2 separate regions of the Mus musculus genome follow, and region 1 is linked to region 2. Evidence: chromatin contacts called from ENCODE Hi-C data. All regions are on one chromosome and are shown on one strand. Each heading gives the region's core, a stretch centred on a gene start or an enhancer-like site at or near the end of the contact. The rest is flanking DNA. Distances are from core to core; before and after follow the strand shown.

Region 1 (4,317 bases), core at 1,361-3,860, 140 kb before region 2:
CAGAAAGATTGAGCGGGAAGCTCCACCCCTGAGCAAGCAGGTTTTAGGCTGGGGGAGGGGAGACTACAATTTCCTTATGTGATCCTTTTGGTTATTACTCTGCTTAATTTCCTGTGTGATTTCCCTGTTTATACTACTTTGCTTGATTACTTTGTCTTGATCTAAGGACTGGTCATATGCGTTGGATAGACCTAGGGTGCTGTCTAAGCAGGCTGGAGGGAAATAAAGCTGCTTCAGCCTCAGGATGGGTTGGAGTCTGCCCCCGCCCTCACACATGCACATACAGACATTGCTGACTGGGCTTGCTGGGTCTTGAAAGGTTACACTGAGGTGGGAGTGGCGTTTGGAGGTAGGGCTCTAGGAAGAGGTAAAGGCAGTGCTATAAATATGTATAACATTCTCAAGGAATAAATTCAGTCATTTTTTAAAAGAAACATATTTCAAAACAACGTTTGTAACTTAAATCCCTTTTTATTTGATAGACTATGTATTATGAAAGTTAATCTGCCATCGCTGTGTCATCTTTTGAACACTGGCGGTCAGCATGTTTTATTAATAACCTCATTTATAATGAATGCATGGCATGATTATACATTTGTAGTACTTGACATTTCACCATGATTTGTAACCTTATGAGCATTTACATATATAAACTGGTACTGACTGGAGTAATCTTTGAATGCCTGATTGTTTATTAGTTATGATGGCAGCTTGGACTTCAAGTTTAATTCAAATATAATTCTGCCCCTAGCCTATGCAAACCTTACCAAGCTACGCAGCTTCATTAAACCTTATCTTTGGATCAATGAATTACAGTATTAAATCAAGAAGACAGTGCTAACTACTACATCATGTAAGATACATGAGAAATGAGCTTGGTCAAATGTTTTTAAGTGACATGGAGTTGCTAACAGAGGAGAGACAAATGCTGATGGGATATTCACAACATTTTTCATTATATTGCAACTTAAAGCAAAATGTACCAGGATACAATCCACAGAAATCAAGAAGGTTAACAAGCTAAAGAGGACACCTCAATTCCACTTGGGAGGAGAAGAAAGAAATTACAGAAAGGGGGGAGGGACAGTCTAGGTGGGAAAGGGAAGAGGAAGGGAAAGAGGGAAACATGATCAGTATTGGGCAGGAGGAACAGGACTAAAGCTCTGAGGGCCAGGAGAAAGAATGAAAACAGGCAACCTCAGGAGGTAGGAGGTAGGGGGAGCCCCTAGAATGTACCAGAGACCTGGGAGGTGAGAGACTCTCAGGACTCAAAGGGAGGGACCTTAGATGAAATGCCCTACAGTGGGGAGAGAGAACTTGTAGAGTCCACCTCCAGTAGAAAGACAGAGCATCAAGCGGAGGGTCGGGGTTGCCATCACACAGTCAAACACTCTGATTCAGAATTGTTTCTGTCTGAAAGAACTGCAGGGACAAAAATGGAGAAAAGCCTGAGGGAAAGGAGGTCCAGCGACATGTCCAAATTGGAATTCAGCTCAAGGGGAGGTCCCAAGGCCTAACATTATTACTGAGGCTATGGAGTGCTCACAAAAAGGGCTCTATCATGACTGCCCTCCAAAAGATCCAACAAGCAGCTGAAAGAGACAAATATTTACACCCAACCAATGGACAGAGCTGCTGAGCCCTGTGGCTGACTTAGGGAAAAGTTGGAAGAAGCTAAGGAGGAGGGTGACCCTATGAAAAGACCAGCTGTCTCAACTAATCTGGACCCCTGAGGTCTCTCAGACACTGAGCCAACCAGGTAGCACACACCAGCTGATATGAGACCCCCAACAAGTATACAGCAGAGGACTGCCAGGTCTGGACTCAGTCAGAAAAGATGCACCTAACCCTCAAGAGACTGGAGTCCCCAGGGAGTGGGTAGGTCTGTTGGGGTGCAGGTCGGGGTGGAGACATCCTCATAGAGATGGGGTTGGGGGTTATGGGATGTGGAAGAGTCAGCAAGTGGACCAGGATAGCAGATAAAGTCTGGAATGTAAAAAGATTAAATTTTAAAACATATTTTTTAAAAAAAGCAAAATACAAAGAAGGGAAAGTTTTCTGATATTATACCTTGCCTTCAATAACAAATATCCTATCTTTTATGCTATAACTTAAACACAGTCACTCATAACTTTCCTCCCTGTACAAGGAAAACATAATGTTTGTCACATGAAACTTCACTTCTTTTCCAACACTGTACTCTGCCAGGGACACACCCACATACCATATGCCCAAGAGAACACTCTCTTCTACATGCTGCACCTAAATCCTCCCTCTAGGGAAATCCTCTTACTTCTAGGGCTGATATGTGCAAAGAAATATTCTGTTGTTCATTAGTTATCATTTAACAGACTAGCAGAGTAGAAGGACACATCCATATCTACTCTCTTTGATAAAGTAGGAAGACAACTCTTTTAGGCTTTGTTGTTGTTGATGATGATGATGATTTTTTAGTATCTTTCACAAACAGTACCATATATACAGATTCATTAGCCAGATTTTAAGTAAGTGTGTTTAAGGCAAGATGGTCATATGCCATTAAGGTATATTTGGAGAGAAGAAGAAATGACATCTGCCAATCCTAAGCAAGAGTCACTTTTATAAAGCCAGCTTACTCATCAGTCAGTGGCATGGATCCCAGTTAAACCTTTCAGTTCATCTCTTACAGCTTTCTCGGTCCCTCTGACCCCCTTTCACTGTATAGAAACCTGTGCAAATCCTTTTCTTGCAGGTCTTTCTGAATCTCCAGTATTTCTGTCTGCAACACTCTTTCCTCAGTATCTGTAACAGCACTACAGCTCCTCCATCAGTGTTTAGTTCAAATTTTTATAACCCCCAAATACAAAGTACATGACTCATCAAAATCTAGAAATCTTACTGTACCACAGTAAATTAATGGACCTTGAGTGTGTTACATACTGCATGCCCCCTTGCATTTCTGTGGGTAAATAAATCTGCCTATATATACATCCATTGAAATATCTGTACTGTACAGAGATATATACATGCATACAAATATAATATAAAATATGTACTATTGACATCAATATTAAATCCTATCTTTAAATTAATTCTAATTTATTTCCCTCATAGCAGAGACCATTAGGGAGAAAGTTATAAAATTGCCTTATATGTTGGCTTCTGTTTTTCACATAATTAGAGTGGTTTGTTTTGTCAAGGCATATTGTTTCTAAATAACATATAAGTTGCATTTTTATAAGCAGATTCTATTGCCCAAGTGTATATATTCAGTAATTTAAAAATGAAATATATCACAAGTAAGATTTGTGATGTTTACTAATAACCATGATACATACAGTTCTTATATGAAGAAAACAATGTCAAAGGGACATGTCCTACCAGGATGGTCATTATTGTAGTGCTTAAGGTTCATAGTCAGGTGATGCTGATTCTTATTTTTCTCCTCTGGGAGTATACACAGCAGTTTCCAATAGTGTGAGAGCTACCTTATGTGGCCCAAACTCCCAGGTCAGTACCAGAGTGATTGTTCCATGATTTGTGACTGAAGTAAGTGGTGTCTTCATTATCAGCAAACTCCAAATACAACTAAAACAAAATGTCTAGAGCAATCTACAGAAGATAATGACCAGAGGTGAGTTATACTGTGCTCTGTCCTTTTCATATAACCCTGAAAATGACTGAAGCAAATCTGCTATTATATTAGGATAATACCCCCCCCCACACACACACACAAACACTTTGTGGATAAACTGTATAGGCATAAATTTCCTGCAACCTACTTTTAATAAGGGTTCAACCTCTCCTCTATCCCACCACCCAGCAGAGGTAGTAGAAGAAAAGAGTTATTAGGATATGGGGAAACTGGACCTGTTCAGCCATAATTCTTTTGGGGTAAGCTTAATCTTCTTTGGCAGCAATTCAGTCCTGTAGCAAACATCAAATATGACTCGGCAGCTGCAGAGTAGTCCTCTAGTCGGGCAGACACCAGGTACTAGCCAGCAGTTTCAGTCCAGTCATTTTGGTAGGCAGACATCAGGCACAGACCAGCAGCATTAGTTCAATCCTGAGGAAACCACCAGGTTCACCAACCACCCTGAGATGAGTCTGTGGCAAGCTTCAGTTCTTGGGTAAGTTTCTCTCAATGGCGGCATTACCACCAGTTGAGTCCAAAAGTGCAATGTAAGGTGAACCAATACATACATATTTTTAGATAAGAATATCGAGGAAGAGCAAACCACTGTCTGTGGGGTCATATTTATATTTCTTCATCCCTGGTCCTGTCACACATTTGCTATATCAAAACATCCTTTCACCTGTGCCAGCTTCAGGAAAACA
Region 2 (4,258 bases), core at 365-2,864:
CTGTTTATAAAAATGTGAAGGATTGTTTTAACATCTCTGTCATGTCAGTTCAGGGTTCCTACTAATTGCTTTGTGTGTTTTTATTAGTTATTAGCCTGATACATAATGTCCTCACAAACCTGATGACTTAGGATAATATGTCTGAAGCCTGAGTCTTACTTAATTGCTTTAGCTAGCTTCTTGCAGGTCAAAGCAGGCAGGACAATGCTGCTCTATTACTGCCAGTACATTAGCTTATTAGGCTCCCAGATTACTTCTGAAGGGATAGTGGTCCACACCTCAGCCTTGCTAGGTAGTTCCTTTCTGGTCTAACTGATAGCTCTGTGGCTATGTCTCCAAAGATGTGCACCAAGGCTGCTACATGACCTCATTACTTCTGAGCTTTAGGCCTCCTCTAAATTGCCACCAAGGTTCTCTAAGGGCTATACAGAGCTCAAAATCTCCCCACCTTCTTTGCTCTCATAACATCTATCTGGGTGGTATTGTGGCTGGTTAGGAGAACCCTCTATTGGTGCCAATTTGTGGAGATGTCAATTGCTTCTTCCTGGAAGGGATGAAAGTCCTGATCCATGCTTAGTCTTTCTTGCACAATTGACCCTACGAGTGACTTGCATCCTTCCAGCTCAGGACACTGGAATATGAACTTCCCCCATAGCCTTTGGTGTTACAGTTTAGAGTGGGATTTTCTCCTCTAACATTCAGCCATCATGAAGCAGGTATCTGTGCATTTTCTGCCTGTCTAGGCTGTTTCTGTCATTTGGCTAGAGACCCCCACTACATTCTTTGCATGGTCAGGCCCCTAGTTGTTCTCCTTGCTTCTGCCAGAATTTTTCTATATACAATTCATAATATGGAGAGTCCTAGTTAGACTTGCAAGAAGCAAAAGGGGAAATTTTATTTATCTCATCTTCCCATTCCTGGAAGTCTCAGGGTATTCATTTTTAGTTTGCTTTTCAATTCAAAAAGAAAGGGCACAAGGTTCCATGCCCTCTTTTTAACAGAGAGTTGCTATCATCAGTGTCTTGATTTCTTTCTTTAAAAAAAAAGTCTGTTTCTGCTCAAAGAGATGCTGAGCAGACAATAGAGCATCAGTAAATCTTGCCTTCGGTTCTGAAAGCTGCCTCAGAAGGATGGCCACTGTCGCGAGTTTTTGAAACTTTTATCTCCTCATAGGGTCAAACAGGTGAGAGATGATGGTGTCCCATTTAAGGAAAATGAGTTACATGGAGACAGGAGAGAGTTAAAACAGGACAGAGGCTTAGAAGAAAGCAAAGGAGCTGGATACATTGACACAAGTGACCACGCCTGCACCTCCTGTTTTGTTGTAGAGGACAAATAGAGGGTCTTCAAGGGGATGTGTGTGCCACCAGTAGGGGCAGCGGGAAGCCAGAACTGCCAGAAGTGAGCCTGTAAATGCAGCCAAGTGGATGAACAACTTCAGGGCTGAGACTTGGTGTTCACCAGAGAAAGCAAGGGGCGGGACTGGACTAAGGGGAGGGGAGTGAGCAGGGAGCAACAGCGAAAGGCACAGAAGGCAGTCAGTCCCCCGAGACCTGGGAGGGAGGCGGGAATTAGGCTGAAGGGTCAAGTCCAGCCAGCAGTTTTCAAGATCTGAGCAGACCACAGGAGGCGCCACCAGGACATCTCTGCAGCGCTTGGTGGCCAGGGAGGAGCGAGCATCAATCTCCGCTGCGGGTCTCAGTCACTGCTGCTCCAGCCTGCACGTCTCTGTCCTCGCGCAGGGCGCTCAGGCTTCTTAGCCTTCGCCTGCGCTGTCAGCTTTTCTCTGCCTGCGGTCAACCATGGATGTCAACTCCCGGCTTTCTGTGCAAAGGTAAGACTCGCTTCTCCATATGCCTAATGTGATGTCTCTCAAACTCCGCTGGGCACTAGAGATCATAGGCAAAGTTGCTTTCCACCCTTTGCTCTCCTTAGAGATTCCCACGGAGAAGTCAAGTTCCTGCACGACTGATCCTTGGGATCGGCCCTTGAGAGGTGGGGGTGAGGGGTGGGGGCTTCAATTCTGTTAGCTACCCCACTGGGCGCCCGGCTGGGTGGGGCCTGTGTGCTGGAGCCAGGTGCCTGCCTCTAAGGCTGGGGGAGGGGGGGCTGGGGGCGGGTAGTGGTGGTGAGGTCTCCTCTGCCAGGCGAGGTATCTGGGGAATCGGGCTTTTAGTGTTATATTACCTGGAGCAGTTTTGCGCCTTGACTTGGAATGCGTTCCAAGGTGGAGAACAGAGACCTGAGGGATCAAGACCAAAGCTGATTTACCTCCAGTTCTGTTGACCTTAACCTGGGTTAGTGTTTGGGGCTTTGGAGTGAGCTACAAGGTCTTGTAGGCTTGGGGAGGGGGAGATCTCTTAGATCTCTCACTGGCACTAACCTGAGCCCACCTGTAATCCTGGGCAGAGGAGACCTCTTTGGTCCTTTAGCATCTCTGAAGCGCTAGTTCCACCTAGTGTCTGAGTCCCTTCCCCAGACCGGTAAGTCCAGCCACCTGAAAGACGTGGTTACAATGTTTTGTTGTTTGGTCTTGTGTTTCCTCTCTCTTTCCTCCTGTTCTGCTCTACTCCGGACCCAGCTGGAGAATTCAGTACTCTATGACTTTTGTTCTTCTCCCTAAAAAATATCCGGGTTGAACCGAGTCTATCTCTCAGGTGCCCAACTGAGCAGGTAGCTTTGAGCCCTTTGTGCTCTCTGCCCAGCAGGAAACTGAGCATTCGCAGTTCACACCTAGAGCTCCTAGTACTGTTGAATGCTGCAGCCTGGGCTGCCATGCTGAGATCCCACAGGCCCACCTTTCAACTCCACCGAGGCTCAGGGCTAATCTTTTAGGCTCTTACTTCTTATCTCCCCACCCCAACTCACCCCACCCCAACCAACCCCAAAAAACTAAGGTAGTTTTCAGCTGACACTGTCAAGCACTGAAATAAACAAGTTGAGCTAGAATTCTTGGGTTGCATAGGAACATAGGAAGACCCAATACTCACAGGCTAAGGCTCACAGACAGTAGCCAAGATAGAGGGAGAGCTGGGATAAGGCTGGGGGTACAGCAGGTTACATATTGCCTTTCAAAGGATCAGAGCCTTCCATCTATATCTGCAAGTGTTCGTGTTGTGTGATAGAACTAGTCTCCCCAGCGTCCCATCCATCACCCACCTCTGTAAATCTAGCAAAGGACTTTGAGGTTTCTATACAATGCCTGGAGCCTAAGTGAGGCTCTAGCTCTCTGGCTCAAATGGGAACAGATGAACACTGAGTCTCTCTATTTCAGCCTCATGTCTGGAAAAGCAAGTATAGAGCTATGGGAGGGAAGATTTTAAAAGCCTTAAAATTAACCATTGTTGTCGATGTAGGTAAAAGTTCAACAACGTTTTAAAAGTTGAGCTAGAGGTTTGCTGTTTACTGTCTGGAGAAATGCTTCTTTGAATTGAAGTGTTCAGGGCTAAGGATACAGCTCATTTATAAAGCTCCATCCAGCCTTGCATACATGAGGCCCTAAGTCCCATCTTCAGTTTCTACCCCCATTCCTACAAACTGAAATGGTGAACTAAGTAGTCCCCCAATTCCAAAAAATAAAAATTAAAAATTAAAAAAATCTTTTTAAAAGGTGTTTTTCATAACGAATTGTTTACTTTAAAGCTATCTTTTCAGATCGTCAGGAGTGTGGCTCAATCCTGACTCAATTTCCATCTAATCCTGGAACATTTCCTAAAGGATTAGAAATAAAGCATTCCGATAACTTACTGAGATCTTTTATGGGGTGGCGACAGAGGTGGCTTTATAAAGAGCAAGCAAACTAATTGAAGGCCCACATCTGAATCTTGATAGCATATCTCCAGAAATAAACCTTCTGACTATTACCACTTACTTACCAAGAAACATCGCCTCTCCCCTAAGTCAGAATAATAGTCTCATCTCTTGGAGCATCTTTGTTCATTTCTTTGCTTTAGTGCAGGTAAGAATCCCAATTTCTCTCTCATCAGATCTCATGAGAGGCCATGGGAATTAACTTTCCACATATATGTGAAAGCAGAATTAGAATTTGAACTGATACCTGTATGCCTTGTATTAATCACTAGACTTATTTAGGCAAGCTTGAGTTTTGAAGAACTGGCAGTTGGATATTCTACACAAGTGTTTTTGAGAAAGTGGCAAAATGATCAAGTAATAACAAATCATTATAGATCAAGCATATATTGTGCAGATCAGAAACACTCTCAGTATTTAATAAAGTTAAGTCAGTGATTAAAATAAC

What was found. A loop is a pair of places that touch in the nucleus more often than their neighbours do.
Region 1: a map of left cerebral cortex shows a loop between it and region 2 (4-fold over the local background). The contact joins the enhancer-like site here to the promoter of Sphkap in region 2. A Hi-C loop is called at or near these places in 3 of 37 maps with a recorded cell type or tissue (all left cerebral cortex).

What each region holds. Positions count from the first base shown.
Region 1 is chr1:83,549,730-83,554,046 of GRCm38, reverse strand. No RefSeq gene overlaps it. Among named protein-coding and RNA genes, the nearest start is that of Sphkap, 140 kb to the right of the region's middle. Within about 2 kb of position 2,610, at least 1 of the 3 ENCODE cell types and tissues checked has a DNase peak (open chromatin) inside an H3K27ac peak, as active enhancers do; it is left cerebral cortex, where a contact is called at or near this core.
Region 2 is chr1:83,405,556-83,409,813 of GRCm38, reverse strand. Sphkap (SPHK1 interactor, AKAP domain containing) reads left to right here and starts at 1,614. Exons shown (of 12, transcript NM_001356547.1): 1 at 1,614-1,834. The coding sequence starts at 1,807.